Linked DNA regions of Homo sapiens: region 2 is linked to region 1. A link is a loop called in an ENCODE intact Hi-C map of the cell type or tissue named here. Cell type or tissue: heart left ventricle. All regions are shown on one strand. Links, peaks and the distances in the headings refer to the core of each region. The heading gives the core; the rest is flanking DNA.

The links. A loop is a pair of places that touch in the nucleus more often than their neighbours do. Peaks named below come from ENCODE experiments on the same cell type or tissue, not always from the same donor. Only the 100,000 strongest peaks of a DNase experiment are listed, where the experiment ranks them.
Region 2: a loop joins it to region 1, with 10 times the contacts of the local background. A loop is called at or near these places in 63 of 110 quality-filtered maps.

What each region holds. Positions count from the first base shown.
Region 1 is chr19:49,438,735-49,448,486 of GRCh38, reverse strand. SLC17A7 (solute carrier family 17 member 7) reads left to right here and starts at 6,960. Exons shown (of 12, transcript NM_020309.4): 1 at 6,960-7,169. The coding sequence starts at 7,108. It overlaps PIH1D1 (PIH1 domain containing 1), which reads left to right. Exons shown (of 9, transcript NM_017916.3): 4 at 425-486; 5 at 579-660; 6 at 1,020-1,149; 7 at 1,388-1,463; 8 at 1,793-1,936; 9 at 2,064-2,189. The coding sequence ends at 2,105. RefSeq lists a silencer at 780-869 and an enhancer at 4,557-4,666. In heart left ventricle, for the core only: CTCF peaks have their summits at 4,661 and 4,864; DNase peaks (open chromatin) are centred at 4,626, 4,896, 5,486, 6,876 and 1 weaker place; H3K4me3 peaks cover 3,080 bases; H3K27ac peaks cover 1,778 bases; H3K27me3 peaks cover 895 bases.
Region 2 is chr19:49,221,870-49,231,621 of GRCh38, reverse strand. LOC107985340 (a long non-coding RNA gene) reads right to left here. Exons shown (of 3, transcript XR_001753971.2): 1 at 9,367-9,752. Among named protein-coding and RNA genes, the nearest start is that of TRPM4, 69 kb to the right of the region's middle. RefSeq lists an enhancer at 5,494-5,543. In heart left ventricle, for the core only: CTCF peaks have their summits at 5,421 (motif pointing left) and 6,580; a DNase peak (open chromatin) is centred at 6,561.

The DNA.
Region 1 (9,752 bases), core at 1-8,000:
AGAATGATTGGATTGGATCAGCCAGTAATGGAGAGTGACTGAAAGAAATTCAGTGGGCCGAGGTTGCTAGAAGAATGAGGTCTTCTCCAGAGGTGGGAGGGGCAGACCACATAGGGTCTCCAACGCCAGGCTTGTGGGGCTCAGACCTTCACTTGGGAGCACTGGGGAGCCAGAGAAGAGCTGTGAGCAGGGAAGGGATAGGGTCAACTCTAGTGACATCACACTGATGGACAGGAGATAAGAGGCCAGGGAGGAGGCTGGGCGGAGAGTCCAGAGCGGAAAGTGAGTGCCCAGCTCTCACTTCCTTATGTCTCTCTCTGCTTCTTACGGCCGCTGTCCCTGAATGTTTCTTCCCTGTCTGGGTCTGGGCTGTGGGCTTCCTGCAGAGGGCTGGGGGGTCCTCACCCCCTTTTTCTCCCCGCAGAAGGCCAGGGATGTACCGCCTACGACGTAGCTGTCAACAGCGACTTCTACCGGAGGATGCAGGTTGGGGGCGGGGCTGCGGTTGAGGCCTGGGCAGGGGTCTCTACCCCTACCCTCCCCGCCACCGCCTGTCTTTTCCCTCTCTGTCACCCCAGAACAGCGATTTCTTGCGGGAGCTCGTGATCACCATCGCCAGGGAGGGCCTTGAGGACAAATACAACTTGCAGCTGAATCCGGGTGAGGGGCAGGTCCTGGGCCCTCGGGAAAGAGTGGAGCCAGGAGCGGTTTGGGGAACACCCCTAGGAGAGGAGGGGCTGGCTTGGGCAGGGTGCCCTGGAGTCTGTGCTACTAGGAGGGGGTGGAGTCTGGACGCCCTGAGGGGGCGGGGCCAGGAACATCTCCAGGGGTGGGTTTTATTGGGGCATATCATGGGAGGGGCGTGACTAAGGTGGGCGGGCTTCCTGGAGCCAAGCCTGCGGGGTGTGGTCAGACCCCAAGAGTCCTGGTGAGCCGGTGGAGCCTATCCCGGGAGGCTCTTGGCCCCCACAAAGGGAACCCTGACCTGTACGATGTTTGACGGCGCTCCTGACCCTCAGAATGGCGCATGATGAAGAACCGGCCATTCATGGGCTCCATCTCGCAGCAGAACATCCGCTCGGAGCAGCGTCCTCGGATCCAGGAGCTGGGGGACCTGTACACGCCCGCCCCCGGGAGAGCTGAGTCAGGGTGGGCCTTCGGTAGATCCCCGGTCTGATGTTTCCTCAACGCTCTTGGGAATCCCTCCCTCCATCCTCCCACACTGGGTGATGTCCTGGGGCCCTGGGCACTGAGAGAGGGAGGAGAGAGAACTCCTGACTGGGAAGGCGTCCTGAGGCCAATAGGGCTGGTTGGAGGGAGAAAAGGGACAGCACGCCAGGCAAAGACCTGGCAGCTGTGCTCAGCCCTGGACCTTGTTCCTCCTCAGGCCTGAAAAGCCTCACCTGAACCTGTGGCTGGAAGCCCCCGACCTCCTCTTGGCCGAAGTTGACCTCCCCAAACTGGTGAGTTTTGCGCGCTGGACCAGAGCAGGGGAATGAGGTCTGGAAAGGTCAGGGACTGTCTCTGAGTGTGAGTGACAAGGGGTTGTTGCTGGACTTGTCAGTTGCGTCCTCTCTGCCAGGAGGCCCACAGGCCACCTTCTGGTGCTGTCCTGAGGGCGCCCAAGGGATTGTAAGTGCTCGGTCGTTGAGACTTGTAATTGCTGTCTTCTGTCTCTTCCTGGGAGATTAGACCCTTCAAATATAGTTTCCCAGCGTGTGAGGCTACCATGCCTGGTCCAGGTGATCATCCTGTTGCTGGGGAGGGTGACCTGATTCCGCCACCTCTCCAGGATGGAGCCCTGGGGCTGTCGCTGGAGATCGGGGAGAACCGCCTGGTGATGGGGGGCCCCCAGCAGCTGTATCATCTAGACGCTTATATCCCGCTGCAGATCAACTCTCATGAGAGCAAGGCAGCCTTCCACCGGAAGAGAAAGGTGCCTGGGGGAGGGGCTTGGGGAAGCTGGGACATTGGCGGGGCCTGGACTCTGTCTCCCAGGGAGGGGGGCTGGGAGCTGGACTTCTGGGTCCTGGATCCTCATTCTCTTTGCTCTGTCTCCTCAGCAATTAATGGTGGCCATGCCGCTTCTGCCGGTGCCTTCTTGATCAGGGTGTCTCCTTGTGCTTCTGAGATGTGGAGAAGAGGCTGCTGGCTTCCCTAAAAGTTGAAATAAAAGATTTTTGCCTTTGTTCTGTCTCTGACTGGGGATATGTGGGTGTTGGGAGGGAAGAGGGACATTGGGCTGTGCCCCTCCAGTCCTATAGAGGTCACTGCCCCAGCTCAGGCCTCATCCTTCCCCCTGGATCCTCCCTGAAGCCTCCTGGCCTCCAGTCTCCCTTGTTAATCCTCCCCAGGCCCCAGAGCTGGCCCTGCACTTTCCTTCTTCACAGCCCTCCTGTGGCTCCCCAGCCGCCCTGGGAGAAGGTCCAAGCCCCTCAGCCAAGCACTCAAGGCTCTGTGTGATCTGAGCCCCGGGTCATGGCTCACTTTTATGTTTAAGAGACAGGGTTGTCAGGCACGGTGGTTCACACCTGTAATCCCAGCACTTTGGGAGGCCGAGCTGGGTGGATCACCTGAGGTCAGGAGTTCAAGACTAGCCTGGCCGACATGGTGAAACCCGGTCTCTACTAAAAATACAAAAATTAGCTGGGCATGGTGGCGCAAACCTGTAATCCCAGCTACTCGGGAGGCTGAGGCGGAGGTTGCAGTGAGCCGAGATCGTGCCATTGCACTCCAGTCTGGGCTACAAGAGCGAAACTCCGTCTCAAAAAAAAAAAAAAAAAAAGGATCTCACTCTGTCACTGGAGTGCAGTGGTGCAATCATGTAGCTCACTGCAGCCTGGAACTCCTGGGTTCGAGTGATCCTCCCACATCAGCCTCTGAGTAGCTAGGATGACAGGCATGCACCATTGTGCCCAGCTAATTTTATTTTTTGCATTTTTTTAGAGATGAGGTCTTGCTATGTTGCCCAGGTTGGTCTTGAGTTCTTGGCCTCAAGTGATCCTCCCACCATGGCCTCCCCAAATACTGGGATTACAGGCGTGAGCCACTGTGCCCAGCCTAGTTTTGACCTCTTCCTCTAACTGGAGCCCAGTCATACTGAACAGTGTCCTGACCACACCCATTTTCCCTCATCTCTTAGTTTCTGCTGTTCCTGCTACTTTGTATCCTCTTCCCAGTACATCTGCAGAAGTTTCTTTCTTTATTCTTTCTTTCTTTTCCTTCCTTCCTTCCTTCCTTTCTCTCTCTCTTTCTTTCTTTCTTTTTTTTTTTGACAGAGTCTGGCTCTTAGGCCCACGCTGGAGTGCAGTGGTGCAATCCTGACTCACTCTGCAACCTCCCGAGTTCAAGTGATGGTTGCACCTCAGCCTCCCAAGTAGCTGTGACTACAGGTGCCACCATGCCCAGCTAATTTTTAAATATTTTTTATAGAGACGGGGTCTCCATCTGTTGCCCAGGCTGGTCTCGAACTCCTGAGCTCAAGTGATCAGCCCTCCTCAGCCTCTCAAAGTGCTGGGATTACAGGAGCGCCCTGCCTTGATAAATATTTCTTGAGTTAATAAGTGATTGTTGAGGCCGGGCACAGTGGCTCACACCTGTAGTCCCAGAACTTTGGGAGGCCAAGGCGGGCGGATCACCCAAGGTCGGGAGTTTGAGACCAGCCTGACCAACATGGAGAAACCCCGTCTCTTACTAAAAATACAAAATTAGCCTGGCGTGGTGGCAAGCGCCTATAATCCCAGCTACTAGGGAGGCTGAGGCAGGAGAATTGCTTGAACCCAGGAGGCGGAGGTTGCTGTGAGCCCAGATGGCGCCATTGCACTCCAGCCTGGGCAACAAGAACGAAACTCCATCTCAAAAAAAAAAAAAAAAAAAAAAAAGTGATGGTCTATACCCTCCTCTTCTTTAGTGAATCCTAGGATCATCAGTAGATGGAGGAACTTCAGTGGTAAATGCTCAAAGCACAATGTGAGTTAGTGGGGCATGGTGGTGCACACCTGTTGTCCTCAGCTACTCGGGAGGCTGAGGTGGGAGCCCAGGGAGGTTAAGACTGCAGTGAGCTGCCCCTGGGCGACAGAGTGAGACCCTGTCTCAAAAAGGAAGGAAGGGAGGAAGGAAAGGAGGAAGGAAGGAAAGAAGGAAGAAAGAAGGAAAAAGAAGAGAAAGAAAAAGGAAGGAGGAAGGGGAAAGGAAGGAAGACAGAGAAAGAAGGAATGAAGGAAGGAAAGAAAAAAGAAGAGAAAGAAAAAGGAAGGAGGAAGGGGAAAGGAAGGAAGACAGAGAAAGAAGGAATGAAGGAAGGAAAGAAAAAAAGAAAAAGGAAGGAGGAAGGGGAAAGGAAGGAAGACAGAGAAAGAAGGAATGAAGGAAGGAAAGAAAAAAGAAGAGAAAGAAGAGGAAGGAAGGAAAGAAAAGGCAGGCAGGCAAGCACAATGTGTCTGCAATGGGGTGAATTGTGAGGGAGGGGGAGAAAAGACGGGGAAGAGGTCAGGGTGGGAGTGACTTCAGGTAGGGTCTTTCCGGCCGCGGAACGGATGAGCGAACGTGGGCGCCGTGTCCACCAGAGGGCGCAACCTTTCCCTGCCCATCGTCTCAGAGAACTACATCTCCCAGCGGCCCTCGGAGTGCGCGGCCCTTCTCAAACGAGCGCTGAGGCTCAGAGGCCGCTGGGACTTGTGGTTGGGACGGTGAGCCGCTGGAGGGGGCCGAGTAACTCATTCCCAGGTCCTGAAAAAGTGTGCGGCTGAGTCCTTTCCTCCTTCCTCGGTTTCCATGGCGATGGTTTCGGCAAAGGCCCAAGTTTTGGCAGCGGCGGGGCCCGCTTCCCACTCCCTCCTCTTCACCATCTGCTCCACCCTCACACCTGGCCCCAAGCCGCAACCACCGCCTCCGCACCCGGGCCGGGGACTCTGCAGCCACTGGGTGGCGCGTGTGAGCGGCTCCCGCGCTGCTACTTCAGCCCCACGAGTCCCAGTTCCTACCTCCCTCCTGCCTCAGACCCGCAGCGTCCTCCGTTCTGGGGTCCCAGGGGTTTCTCAAAGCTGTGAGACCCAGAGACACAGCCAGTCAAGGCTGGAAGCGAGAGGCTGCGGCGGTCAGTGGCTTCCCGGCCACCCCGTCCTTGGCGCCCGCCCGACGCGCCGTCTGCTCCTCCCACCCCACCGCGGGCCGCATCATGAAAATTTAATACCAAATGCATTTGCGGCCCGACGCGGGGAGGTAGTGGGGAAAGGATCACCCTCCTGGGGCCTGGATCTGGAGGTGGACTCAGCGCCGGGAGATGGGCTGGTCTGAGGACAGGAGCGGGGCGGGACCCTGTCTGCGGGCCCAGGACAGGGAAGGGCCGGGCTCTACCCAACGGGGCGGCGCTGGAATTCCGGCGTGGAGACAGAGTTCGGTGGGCGGGGACAGATTCCGGGGGTGGGAGCAGGACTGGGAGGGCAGGGACAGATCCCAGAGGCGGAGGCGGTGGGCGGGGGACAGATCCCATGGGGCAGGGGCAAGACTGGGAGGGCGGGGACAGATCTCAGGGGCGGAGGCCAGAGCTCGGTGGGCGGGGTCAGATTCCGGGGGCGGAGGCAGGACTGGGAGGTCGAGGACAGATCCCAGTGGCGAGGGTCAGAAGTCGGAGGGCGGGGACAGATCCCATGGGGCCGGGGCAAGACTGGGAGGGTAGGGAGAGATCCAGGGGGCGGGGAGAACTGGGTGGGCGGGGACAGATCCCATGGGGCAGGGGTAGAACACAGAGGGCGGGGACAGATCCCAGGGACGGAGGCCAGAACTCGGTGGGTGGGGACAGATTCCAGGGGGCAGAGATAGATCCTGTGGGGAAGGGGTAGAACTCAGATGGCAGGAACAGATTCCAGGGGGCAAGGACAGAACTGAGAGGGCGGGAACAGAGCCAGGGACAGATCCTAGGAGAAGGGGACACAACTCCAACGGTGGGGAGAGAACTCAGAGGGCGGGGGCAGAACTCAGGTCAGCGACAGATCCTAGGGGAGGAGACAAATTCAGAGGGCGGGTGAGGATGCCAGGGGGTGCGGATCACAATTTAGGGGGCGGGACAGATCTCAGGGGGTGGAGACAGAACTCAAATAGAGGAATGGATCCCCCGGAGCTAGGGAAGAACTCAGAGCGCGGACAGATCCCAGAGGAGCAGAGAAATAACACAATGGGGAGACTATGGGGTCGCAGCTGGCACTGGCGGGGTGTGTGAAATATAACTGTGGGGGGCGGAAGCCAGAGGGAAGAAAATCGGGGTTAGGGAATGAAACTCAGGGAGAGAAGCAACAGGGAGGAGAGAGACGCCGGAGGGAGAATAGAGCTGGAGGAGTATGGGATTCAAAGGGGAAAGATGGAAACTAAGGAGGAGATGGAGCTCAAGGGTGAAGAACCCGGGTGGCGAAAGGGACTAGAGGGGGACGACAGGTGGATCGAAGTAGGCGTTGGACTTGAGGGGAAAGAATTTCCCTTGAATGAGAAAACAAAGAACTCCCTGGATGAGACTATTGGAACTGGGGACGAGGTGGGATGGGGATGGAATTGCGGGGTGGGGGCGGGGAGGAGTGAAGGAACTGGAGGATGAACGCAGAGGGAAAGTCAGAGAAGACAGGATTGTAAGGGACGCAATTAGGGGGAACAGAAGTCGGGGAGAGAAATGATGGGGATGAGAACTCAGGAGAGGAGAGAAAATCTGGGTAGGAGCCAGGGGTGATGGAACAGGGATAGGGGGAGTAGCCTGGGGAAGGAACAGAATTGGGGGGCGTGAACTCGGAGGCGTGAGTTCAGAACCCACAGGCGTGGTCTTGGAAGGCTCAGGAGGGGACAGGACGAGGATGAAAGGGCTGCGAGAGGGGGCGGGTCTGACAGACGAGGGGAGGGGCCTGGTGGGGCCGGGGCGGGGCCTCCCGCGCCCCGCCCCCGGCGCTGAGTCCTGTGACAGCCCCCGGGCCGCCTGCACTTGCAGCCTCCTTCCCCCCGAGCGGAGCTGCGGGGCCGGCCGGGCCGGGGCTGGACCCCGGGAACCCGGACGCGGCCGCCCGGGCCCGCGGGCGGGGGGATCGGCGGGGGGGACCCGCGGGGTGACCGGCGGCAGGAGCCGCCACCATGGAGTTCCGCCAGGAGGAGTTTCGGAAGCTAGCGGGTCGTGCTCTCGGGAAGCTGCACCGGTGAGCCTGGCGGGGGTCCCGGGAGAAGAGTGGGAGGATCTGAGGAGGATGCTAATTCCCACCTGGGCGCAGACTGACAGATGAACGGGCGATACCCCGGCATGGGGGTCCACCCATCTGTCCAGTTTTCTGCCGTGGGCTCCGACGGCGCTGTTCTCCCTGGTCGAGCCTTGTCCATTATCCTGTTCCTTTTTCTGCACCCCACCCCACCCGGCTCCACTCTCTCTGGTGCTGTAAATGCCTCTCTCCCGGGTCTCTGGCTCCTCCCCCACCACTTCTGGGTCTCTGTCCCCGTCTCTTTCTGGATGTCTCTGCCCCTTTTCTCTCTGGGTCTCCGTCTCCCTCTTTTTCCAGATCTCGGCTCCCTTCTCTCTGGGCCCCTCCTTCTCCCTAGATCTCTGCCTCCGCTTCTTTGCGTCTCTGTGCCCCTCTCTCTGGTTCTCTGGCCATTGCTCTCACTGGATCTCTATCAACTCCTGACTCAGAGTCTCTGTCCCCCTCTTTCTGGGTCTCTCCTCTTCCCTGGATCTCTGGTCCCCACTTCTCTGGGTCCCTGTCCCCGTCTCTGTGTTTTAATTCTCCCACCATGGGTCTCTCCGTCTCTCTGTGTCTTTTTCCGTTTCTGTCTGGCATGGAGTTTAATCTGCAGCTAAAGCGGATTGGGGCTCATAGCCCGTTGTCCTTGAGGGGGTGAGGCTGGGTGGAAGAAGTCACAGCACCCTGGGTCCCTGGGAGAGAAAGGAGTTAGAGGCCAAAAATTTCGGCTCCTGGGGTAGGACAGCCTTCCCAAAGGATACAGGCTGGGGCTGACAGGGACTCCCTCCCAACCAGGTTGATGACCCCAGTGAACCGAGTGTCCCTCAGGATAATCTGGACACCTCCCCACAGGCTCTCACCCCCAACCCCAGCTTTGGCTCTAAGTCAGATAAATTACTCAGCTGCGGAAAAGCCTAAAAATATATCTGGCCACAGTGCACGAAGGAGATGGCCTCATCAGCACCATGCCCCTGCCGCCGTGCCCTCAGGCCCTGTCCCCTTGGCCCACAGCCCTGACCCTGTGTTTCGCTGAGCTTCAGTCCACCTCGCTAGGCCATGGGGGTCCTTTGCTAAGTCTAACATCAGTCTTGCTTGCTGCAGATCACCTCTTAGCTCCAAAGTTACCCCACCCTCTAGTAACATGAGAGACAAGAATAAGGCTGGACAGAAGTGGGGGGAGGTGGGCAGGAGGATGGTGCAGTGACGGAGGTTGGTGGTGGAGGGGAAGCTGAGATAACCTCACCCCTTCTTTTTCCAATTTTCCAGCCCCTCCCCACCCTTTTTCTCGCCTCCTTTCACGAGTTTCTCAAAATACATCAGTGTGAAGTCAGGAGAATGAGAGAGAGAGAAAGAGACGTGCTGGTGGAGGGGGCTGGGGGGTGGCAGCGGGAGGGATGTATTCCTCAGGCCCCTCCCTCAGTCTCTGCCTCTGTTTCTCATCTGTGCTAGGGTTTCTCACAGTCAATCTCTCTGGCTCTCACTCTCTGAGTTACCTCTTGGGTCCCCAGAGACCCCCGGGCTCTGGCCAGGACCATCAGCAGGGAGTTTGTGCAGAGAAAAGCATTTGCTTCCAATGCCTGGGGTTTGCTCTGATGGTTGGAGGGAGAGGGGAATACCCCATATTAGAGACAACAGGTTGATCTCATTTAATCCTCTAGACAAAGATGGGGAAACTGAGGCTCCATTCTGGGGTTGGGGAGATCAGTGGATGAGTATGAGCCCCATGATTTGAACCCAGGTCAGTCTCCCTCCCAAGCCTAGAACAGAGCTCTTCCTTGAGAAGAGTGATGCCACAGCTGGTGGGGAGCTTCCTTGCACCCAGGGTGACTTGGAACAAGGACATGGGGGAATGGGATGCCAGAGAGATGAGAACCCAAGGTGCCTCCTTTCTGAGAGCCAGGTCTTGGGCAGGGGGATGCCGAGGGCCAGTAAGGGATCAGGTCCCATTGCTGTTCTTGTCTGTGACCTTGGAGTGCCACTTCAGCTCCCCGAGCCTCAGTTTCCTTAGTTGTACAATGGGAAGAGAAGAGAGAGCAGAGGGACATAAGGAGACAAAGACGTGGGGGAGTGGACAGAGATCCTGAGAGAAGCAGAGAGAGAGAGAGGGAGAGACAGAGAAGTTGAGACATCTCAATTTGGGGTAATGGCCTCCTAAGTGTTGTTTTTCCTCATCGCCAAGTCCCCAGGCCTGAGTTTGGGGTATCCAGGGAGGGGAGGGGGATTTACATCTAGGGTCTCCCTTCTCTGTCCTTGTCCCCTGCAAAGCATCAGGGCCACCTTCATCTCTGTGTCCTTGGTCCTCTTGCTCTAAAATGATTGATATCACCTTGAAGTTCCCTCTTTATTCTCTTGCATTTTTGCCCTTGTCCCATTTTATAGATGTGGGATACTGAGACCCCCTGTTTAGACAGCCTTGATTAGAGATCTGACATCTCCTCATATTAACAAGGAATCTCACATCAGGGGCTGCAATCACATCTTGAGTTTCAGGGTCAAATATCATCCGATGTCAACCTGGGTCAGTCTAATCTCTTTGGGTGATGGGTT
Region 2 (9,752 bases), core at 908-8,907, 220 kb after region 1:
ACCACAACCCACAGCAGGCTGCTCAGAAGCCCTGAGCTGAACCAAACTAGGTCAGTGACCTGTCAAAACAAAAGTATCGCCGGGTGTGGTGGCTCACGCCTGTAATCACAGCACTTTGGGAGGCCGAGGCAGGAGGACCACTTGCAGTCAGGCGTTCAAGACCAGCCTGGCCAATATGGTGAAACCCCATCTATACCAAAAAATACAAAAATTAGCCAGGCATGGTGGCACGTGCCTGTAATCCCAGATACTTGGGAGGCTGAGGTGAGAGGATCGCTTGAGCCTGGGAGGTGGAGGCTGCAGTGAGCCGAGGTCATGCCACTGCACTCCAGCCTGAGCAACAGAGCGAGACACTGTCTCAACAAAACTAAAACAGGCCGGGCGTGGTGGCTTATGCGTGTAATCCCAGTACTTTGGGAGGCCAAGGCGGGTGGATCACCTGAGGTCAGAAGTTCAAGACCAGCTTGAGCAATATGATGAAACCCCATCTCTAATAAAAATACAAAAATTAGCCGGGCTGTGGTGGCACATGCCTGTAATCTCAGCTACTCAAGAGGCTGAGGTGGGAGAATCTCTTGAACCTGGGAGACGGAGGTTGCAGTGGGCCAAGATCACGCCACTGCACTCCAGCCTGGGAGACAGGGGGAGACCTTGTGTCAAAAACGAAACAAAACAACCCCCCCGCACAAAACGTATCCACAATCTACATAGAATTTAAACAAGACCCAGCACCTTATCACATAATATTTAAGATGTCCAGAATACAACCCAAAATTGCTCAGCATACAAAGAATCAAAATTGCAACTCACCAAGAGAAAAAGACAAGCAGTAGACGCAGAGATGACATAAGTGCTGGAATTGAGTGCAAAGAGGTTAGGGCTGTGAGTAAAGCATTTAAAGCAGCAGAAAGCAACATGCCTCACTGACAATACCACAGGGGCCTGGGGAATATGTTTTGTAGGCTTCCTAGCCTGGCCATCGATAGAAAAGAGAAGAAAGAAGAATATGGAACTGAGAGGCAACAGTGTCCAACACAGGCCAACATTTTGGCTACTCAGTATCTGTTCACACAAATCTACCCTTATTTAAACTTTTATACAACAAGAAAACATCATTGTGCTTCCATCTAATAGAATGCAAGTATCCCTTGTACAAATGGAGGTGTGAGCAACCTCTTCCCAAAAAAGCACTTAATGGCGGCATCTGGCTGGGCGCGGTAGTGCATGCCTGTAATCCCAGCACTTTGAGAGGCCAAGGCGGGAAGATCACCTGAGGTCAGGAGTTCGAGACCAGCCTGGGCAATATGGTGAAACCCTGTCTGTACTAAAAATACAAAAATTAGGTGGGCATGTAATCCCAGCTGCTGTGGAGGCTGAGGCAGGAGAATCACCTGAACCCAGGAGGTGGAGGTTGCAGTGAGCCAAGAACAAGCCACTACCCTCCAGCTTCGGTGACAGAGCAAGACTCTGTCTCAATAAATAAATGAATCTATCTATCTATCTATCTATCTATCTATCTATCTATCTATCTATCTGTGTATCTATCTGTGTATCCATCTATATCTAATGTATCTATATCTAATGTATCTATCTATATCTAATGTATCTATCTATATCTAATGTATCTATCTACCTAATGTATCTGTCCATGTAATGTATCTTGGCAGAAGACATGAAACTCCTGGGTCAGAGACAAAGGACCATATTCCTCCCAGTACAGCCAGCAGCATAAACACAGCATGTTTTCATTGGTTCTCCTTTCTCTCCAAACTCTGTAAGGGCAATGCCAGGGCCCAGGTGGATGCCTGCACGTACAGAGGGTTGTATTACAGGAGAGGAGCACTGAGCTTAGGGAACCCCCTCTTCTTTATAGCAATCAACAAGCAAGCCTCTCTTTGTGAGAGGGGAGGGGTTGCCTCATTGCTCAAGTTTGCCAGCTGCGTAAACAACCCTGAAGAAACAGTGACCAGGGCCTTGCAGCCATGCACACCCCACACAACATGCAGGAAACACAAGACAACTGTGGAGGACAGTCTCCCAACACAGCAATACCCACCCCCAGACCCGCATCATCTTAGCTTCTGGCAAGTTTTCAAATGACTCTGACACCCATCAGCCACTCTGATTCATCTAACTAACAGGCTGGAATAAAATCACTTCAGGCCAGGCATGGTGGCTCACACCTGTAATCCCAGCACTTTGGGAGGCTGAAATCACTTGAGGTCAGGAGTTTGAAACTAGCCTGGCCAACATGGGGCAACTCTTTCTCTACTAAAAATACAAAAAAACAGCCAGGTGTCGTGGTAGGTGCCTGTAATCCCAGCTACTTGGGAGGCTGAGGCAGAAGAATCGCTTAAACCTGGGAGGCAGAGGTTGCAATGAGCCAAGATTGTGCCATTGCACTCCAGCCTGGGCCACAGAGACTCCATCTCAAAAAAAAAAAAAAAAATCACTTCAATTTGTCTCATTCGGCCTTTAATTAAGGCTACTTTTGATGGGACTCCCAACAGCAAGATCAGGCCAACCTTGAGTATTGACCTCAACTCTCAACTATGTCCCCCAGGGTCCTAGACTCAGCCAACTGTGAATAAGTCTCAAGGTGGCTCATGCCTGTAATCCCTGCAGTTTGGGAGGCTGAGACCGGCAGATCATTTAATCTTAGGAGTTCAAGATCAGCCTGGGCAACGTAGTGAAGGCCCATCTCTACAAAAAATACAAAAACAATATTAGCCAGAAGTGGTGGCACACCTGTAATCCTAGCTACTTGGGAGGCTGAGGCGGGAGGATCCCCTGAACCCAGAAGGTTGAGGTTGCAGTGAGCCAAGATCACGCCACTGTACTCCAGCCTAGGTGACAGAGCAAGACCCTGTCTCTAATACAATAAAATTAAAATAAAAAAAAAATAAAAGTCCAGGTGTGGTGGCTCACGTCTGTAATCCCAGTACTTTGGGAGGCCGAGGAGGGGGAATCACCTCAGGTCAGGAGTTCAAGACCAGCCTGATCAACATGGAGAAACCACGTCTCTACTAAAAATACAAAATTAGCCGGGCATGGTGCCACATGCCTGTAATCGCAGCTACTTGGGAGGCTGAGGCAGAAGAATCGCTTGAACCCGGGAGGCAGAGGTTGCAACGAGCTGAGATCATGCCATTACACTCCAGCCTGGGCAACAAGAGTGAAACTCCATCTCAGAAAAAAAAAAAGTAAAAACTGGTCCCAGAGGACCAGTACATCTTATTTTGGACAACCAGGATATAGTCTAAGGCGACTCTATTGTCCATTATAAGCAGAGCAGAGAACTTTAGGCTGATCTGCTAAAATACCAAAAAAAGAAATTTAAAAATAAAAAAACTGATCTGATCTTTGATGTCTTTACAAACAATTACAGGGTGACAACAGATGAGCCTAAAAGCAACCCCCATCCACAATGGGCATGCCACAGCTTACCTCCCCAACCTGAGAAGAGACAGTCATTGGATTTTGTTGTTAAGCTTGGCTGGAATTACCGTTACATTGTCTCAGTTAAGCCACATAAGTAATATCAGCAGGTTGTTTCAACTAACACAGGAGTGAGCCAACTTTTTCTGGAAAGAACCAGGTAATAGTATTTTGGGTTTTGTAGGGCATTTGTTTTCTGTGGCATAGTCATCTTTTTCTTTTTTCTTTTTGAAACAAGATCTTGCTCTGTCACTGAGGCTGGAGAGCTGTGGTACAATAATATCTCACTGCAGCTTCGACCTCCCAGGCTCAAGCGATCCTCCCACCTCAGCCTCCCGAGTAGCTGGGACTACAGGCGTGCACCAGCACACCCAGCTAATTTTTAATTTTTTGTAGAGACAGGCTTTCACCACATAGCCCAGGCTAGTCTTGATCTCCTGGGCTCAAGTGATCCTTCTGCTTCAGCCTCCCCAAGTGCTAGGATTACAGAGGTGAGCCACCACACCTGGCTTTTTTTTTTTTTTTTTTTTTTTAAACAATTCTTGGCTGAGCCGTGGCTCACGCCTGTAATTCCAGCACTTTGGGAGGCTGAAGCAGGTGGATCACTTGAGGTCAGGAGTTCAAGACCAGGACGGCCAACATGGAGAAACCCCGTCTCTACTAAAAATACAAAAATTAGCCGGGCATGGTGGCGGGCACCTTTAATCCCAGCTACTCGGGAAGCTGAGGCAGGAGAATGGCGTGAACCCAGGAGGCGGAGCTTGCAGTGAGCCAAGATCATACCACTGCTCTCCAGCCTGGGCGACAAAGCGAGATTCCATCTCAAAAACAACAACAACAACAACAACAACAACACATTCTTTAAAATATATGAAAAGCTTTGTTAGTTTATAGACCACACAGAAACAGGTCACAGGCCAGATGTATCCCACAGGCTATAGTGTGCCAACTCCTGATCTAGCACCATGTCGGTCCAACAAGGGGATTCTGGTGCCTAAACCAGCATTAGTTTGAATCCCCTACTTGGCCCCCTCAGGACTCAACTGCCATCTGGAGGGCATGACCACCAGGCTGTCCAGCGGAAAGAAAGATGCATCATTCCCAACAATGGTCAGCGGGCAAAATTGTACTTTTTTTTTGAGACGGAGTCTTGCTCTGTCACCCAGGCTGGAGTGCAGTGGTGTGATCTCGGCTCACTGCAAGCTCCGCCTCCCGGGTTCATGCCATTCTCCTGCCTCAGCCTCCTGAGTAGCTGGGACTACAGGCGCCCGCCACCAAGCCCGGCTAATTTTTTGTATTTTTAGTAGAGACGGGGTTTCACCATGTTAGCCAGGATGGTCTCGATCTCCTGACCTCGGGTCTCTGTAACTCCTCCAACACTTCTGTCTCAGGGACTATCCAAGATGCAGCCAAGAAGAGATGAAGCCTCTTCTGGGACTGCCACATTCAGTGACCAAACGGCCTGAGTAAAGTGTGTGCGGCCGGGTGTGGTGGCTCACGCCTGTGATCCCCCCACTTTGGGAGGCCAAGACGGGTGGATCACTTGAGGTCAGGGGTTCGAGACCAGCTGGCCAACATGGTGAAACCTATCTCTACTAAAAATACAAAAATCACCTAGGCATGGTGACGCCTATAATCCCAGCTACTTGGGAGGCTGAGGCAGGAGAATCGCTTGAACCCAGGAGGCAGAGGTTACAGTGAGCCGAGATGGCACCACTGCACTCCAGCCTGAGCAACAGAGCATCTGTCTCAAAAAATAAATAAATAAAGTGTGTGGATCAGGAAGAGGTAGGAAGGGGAAACCAGAAACCTTTTTGAGCTGATTCTTGAGGAAGATGATCCAACAATCAATAATACCAGACACCCGCAGATAGTGAGGAAGTTACAAAGTCCCATTGAATACCTTAAATATCAACCAAACTGCAATCAATGTCTTCCGGAGTTGGTGTTGGGGTTAGGTGGTTGCTGCCCCCTAGTGGACATCTTTAGGTTTAACATAGTGGAATGCGCCCAGCCGTTTAAGGGAACCCGTTTGAATTGAGGGCCCCATTGAGCCAGAGGAATTGCCTCAGGCAGGGGAGTGGAGGAGAGTTTTCTCCAAATGGGGTAGCTGCTGCGGGGTGCGGCGGCTCACACTTGTAATTCCAGCACTTTGGGAGGCCGTGGCAGGAGGATTGCTTGAGCCCAGGAGTTCAAGACCAGCATGGGCAACACAGCGAGACTCTGTCTCTGGAAAAAAAAAAAATTAAAAAATTAACCGGGTATGCTGGCGCATGCCTATAGTCCCAGCTACTCAGGAGGTTGAGGTGGGAGGATCGCTTGAGCCCAGGAGTTCCAGGCTGCAGTGAGCCACGATCATGCCACTGCACTCCAGCCTGGGCAACACAGCAAGACCGTCTCGAAACAGAAAACAGAAGAAACAGGGGTAGCTGTGACTTTTGTATGTAAAACTCAGAAGACCTGAGGACCAGACCAGCTGTGCTCTTAGACGTACCCTTTACCTTTGGCCATTTCCGGTATTGCTAGTGAAGCTGCAGTTAACCTACCCGAGAACAAGGGTGTGAGGCTGGGGAGTCAAAGGCCACCACAAGCCAGGCGTTTGCTTTCAAGGAGAGCTTAATAGTGATTCATAGCGGCCTTCTTTTCTTTTTTTATTATTTATTAGAAGAGAGACAGGGCCGGGCACGGTGGCTCACGCCTGTAATCCCAGCACTTTGTGAGGCAGAGGTGGGTAGATCCCAAGGTCAAGAGATCAAGACCATCCTGACCAACATGGTGAAACCCAGTCTCTACTAACAATACAAAAGTTATCTGGGCATGGTGGCAGGTGCCTGTAATCCCAGCTACTGGGGAGGCTGAGGCAGGAGAATCGCTTGAACCCCAGAGGTGGAGGTTGCAGTGAACCGAGATCGTACCACTGCACTCCAGCCTGGTCACAGAGCAAGACTCTGTCTCAAAATAAATAAATAAAATTTTAATTTAAAAAAAACAGAGATGGGTTTTCACTATGTCGCCCAGGCTGGTCTTGAACTCCTGGACTCAAGCAATCCACCCACCTCTTGGTGTGAGCCACCGCACCCAGCCCAGCTGCCCTTTCTTTTTAAAAGGAGTGTACTTGGTGGCCGTGTCAGGCAGGTGGCACTGTGGCACTGGGAAACGGCTTCCCGGAGCACTCCAGCAGCCATTTAGTCATTACAGTTGTGTTTCCTTTTCTACTGGGATCCCACATTGTTTCTGGTAGAGGTGAAGAGGGCGGCATATGCCACAGCCTCCGACTGGTAGAATCCTCTGATAACAAGGCATGTGTAGTTTTTTCGAGCATGTAAAGCATCAGTACCAATTACACCCGCTCAGTCGTGGAAACCACACAGCGGGACATTGAATTGGCTCTAGGTGCCACACCCAACGAGATCTCTTCAGCTTCCCTTCCCACTGGGAGCCTGACTGGTTGAATTCAGGTACTTGGACCAAGAAGTCTGTGGGTCAGGGACTACAGCCTCAGCCCTGGAGCAACTTGGGGCTGGGGGGCATCCCAGGGGGACAGCAAAGGCAGGGGAAAAAAACTCATTGTTGGTCGGGCGCGGTGGCTCACACCTGTAGTTCCAGCACTTTGGGAGGCCGAGGCGGGCGGATCACTTGAGGTCAGGAGTTCAAGACCTGACTGACCAACATGGAGAAACTCCGTCTCTACCAAAAATACAAAATTAGCCAGGTGTGGTGGTGCACACCTGTAGTCCCAGCTACTCAGGAGGCTGAGGCAGGAGAATTGCTTGAACCTGGGAGGCGGAGCTTGCAGTGAGCAGAGATCGCGTCATTGCACTCCAGTCTGGGCAACAAGAGTGAAACTCCATCTCAAAAAAAAAAAAAAAAAAAAAAAAAGGGCCGGGCATGGTGGCTCACACTTGTAATCCCAGCACTTTGGGAGGCAGAGGCGGGTGGATCATGAGATCAGGAGATCGAGACCATCCTGGCTAACACGGTGAAACCTCGTCTCTATAAAAAATACAAAAAATTAGCCAGGCATGGTGGCGGGCACCTGTAGTCCCAGTTACTGGGGAGGCTGAGGCAGGAGAATGGCATGAACCCAGGAAGCAGAGCTTGCCGTGAGCCAAGATCATGCCACTGCACTCCAGCTTGGGCGACAGAGCAAGACTCCATCTCAAAAAACAAACAACAAAAAAACTTCATTATTGACCTCTCTATCGGCTCACTTGGCTCCTCCCTCCAGGATCAGTGCCAGAGCTGCAACCCAGGTACCTCCCAGGACCCAGCAAGTTCTTAGGCACAGAGGCCCCTCTCTTTCTGCTCTTCCACAGATGGCCAGGCTCAGCCCTCCCAGTCCTCAGCATCTTTGACCAGCCCTGCACCCAGCTGTGGACTGGATCCAAATTGGACCGTGGTGGGGCCAGAAACACTCGCAGGGTGGGATCTTCACTAATGTTTTCAGCCCACTGAAGGCTCAATATCAAATAGCAAGGCAGGGCATAGCGGCTCATGCCTGTAATCTCAGGGCTTTCGGAGGCCGAGGTGATTGCATCACTTGTGCTCAGGAGCTCACGACCAGCCTGGGAAACATAGCGAGACCTCATCTCTACAAAAAAATTTTAAATTAGCTGGGTGTAGTGGTGCATACGTGTGGTCCCAGCTACTCGGGAGGCTGAGTGGGGAGGACCCCTTGGCCCTGGGAGTTTGAGGCTACAGTGAGCCATGTTTGCGCCACTGTACTTCAGCCTGGGTGACAGAGCAAGACCCTGTCTCAAAACAAAGAAACAAATAACAAGGTCCTTGTTGCTGATACCACTTCGGTTTCAGAGACCCTTTGACCCAGCGGCCACAGCCATGCTGCCTCTTGGTTGGGTCCCTGGGGCTTGTTGTCTCATTTTCATGATCCCATTTCTTCCTCCACCTGCCTGGAGAAGGGTAAGAACCCAGGTGCAGCCAGGCACCATTTGCCCACTGTTTTGCCCACTGATTTTGATCCTATCTGTAGCCACTGAGCCTCATTAACAAGTAGGACAGGCTGGGTGCGGTGGCTCATGCTTGCAATCCCAGCACTTTGGGAGGCCGAAGCAGGTGGATCACCTGAGGTCGGGAGTTCGAGACCAGCCTGACCAACATGGAGAAACCCCGTCTCTACTAAAAATACAAAATTAGCCGGGCGTGGCGGTGCCTGCCTGTAATCCCAGCTACTCGGGAGGCTGAGGCAGGAGAATTGCTTGAACCCAGGAGGCGGAGGTTGCAGTGAGCCGAGGTTGCACCACTGCACTCCAGCCTGGGCAACAACAGTGAAACTCCATCTAAAAAAAAAAAAAAAAAAAATACAAGTAGGACAGTGAAGACCTCTATTCCTGGCCATCCTCCTCTACTTGGATGAGAGAATTCCCTACTGGATCCCAGGGATTCTTCTCATATTTTTGAACCAGGCCCATGGAGGCCCTGTCCTTCCAATTCCAGAAAGCCACGCCTCTGTCAACATCCCATCCTTTTCCACACTACCAGGTCCGGACTTTCATTTTGTCCTACTTACAAGCCAGCCTGGGCTGGGTGCAGTGGCTCATGCCTGTAATCCCAGCACCTTGGGAGGCTGAAGCAGGAGGATCCCTTGAGCCCAGGAGATCGAGACCACTCTGGGCAATGTAGCCAGACCGTCTCTACAAAATGTAAAAAATTAGTTGGGCATAGTGGCATGCACCTGTAGTCCCAGCTACTCGGGAGGCTGAGGTGGGAGGATCACTTGAGCCCAGGTTGGAGTGCACCATTGCACTCCAGCCTGGGTGACAGAGTGAGACCCTGTCCCTAATTCAATGAATCAATCAATAAAATAAAAAATAAAAATAAAAATAAAACAAGCTAGCCCATTACTGTTTCACAAATGTTGCCAGAAGACACAAGACTCCTGGGCCAGAGACAAGGGACTTTATTACTCACCAGCCAGCAGGGAGCATGAGCATCAATGCCTTGGTATTCATTCTCCTGGACTCCAAGGTCCCACGGGGGCTGGTGCAGATGTCTGTAATCCCGTGGGTTCTGAAGAAGATAAAGAGCTCCTGGGTGGAGCTTGATTTTAAAAAGCTCTTGCTAAAGAGGCTCCCACTCAAATGCGGCCATCTGTCTGGTCACTTGCTGCAGCCACGTTAGTGAAATTTCCACACGTGAGATGTGGCGTCCTCAAGATCCCAAAAGGCTTATCAGTTGCAACACCTTTGTAGTTGGAGGTGGCAGGACCAACAGTTTGTCTTTTTTAAGCTATGAAATGTCCCTTTAAGCTGCGGCCCAGCTAGTCCTCATGATGATGATTGGGATAACAGGGTCTT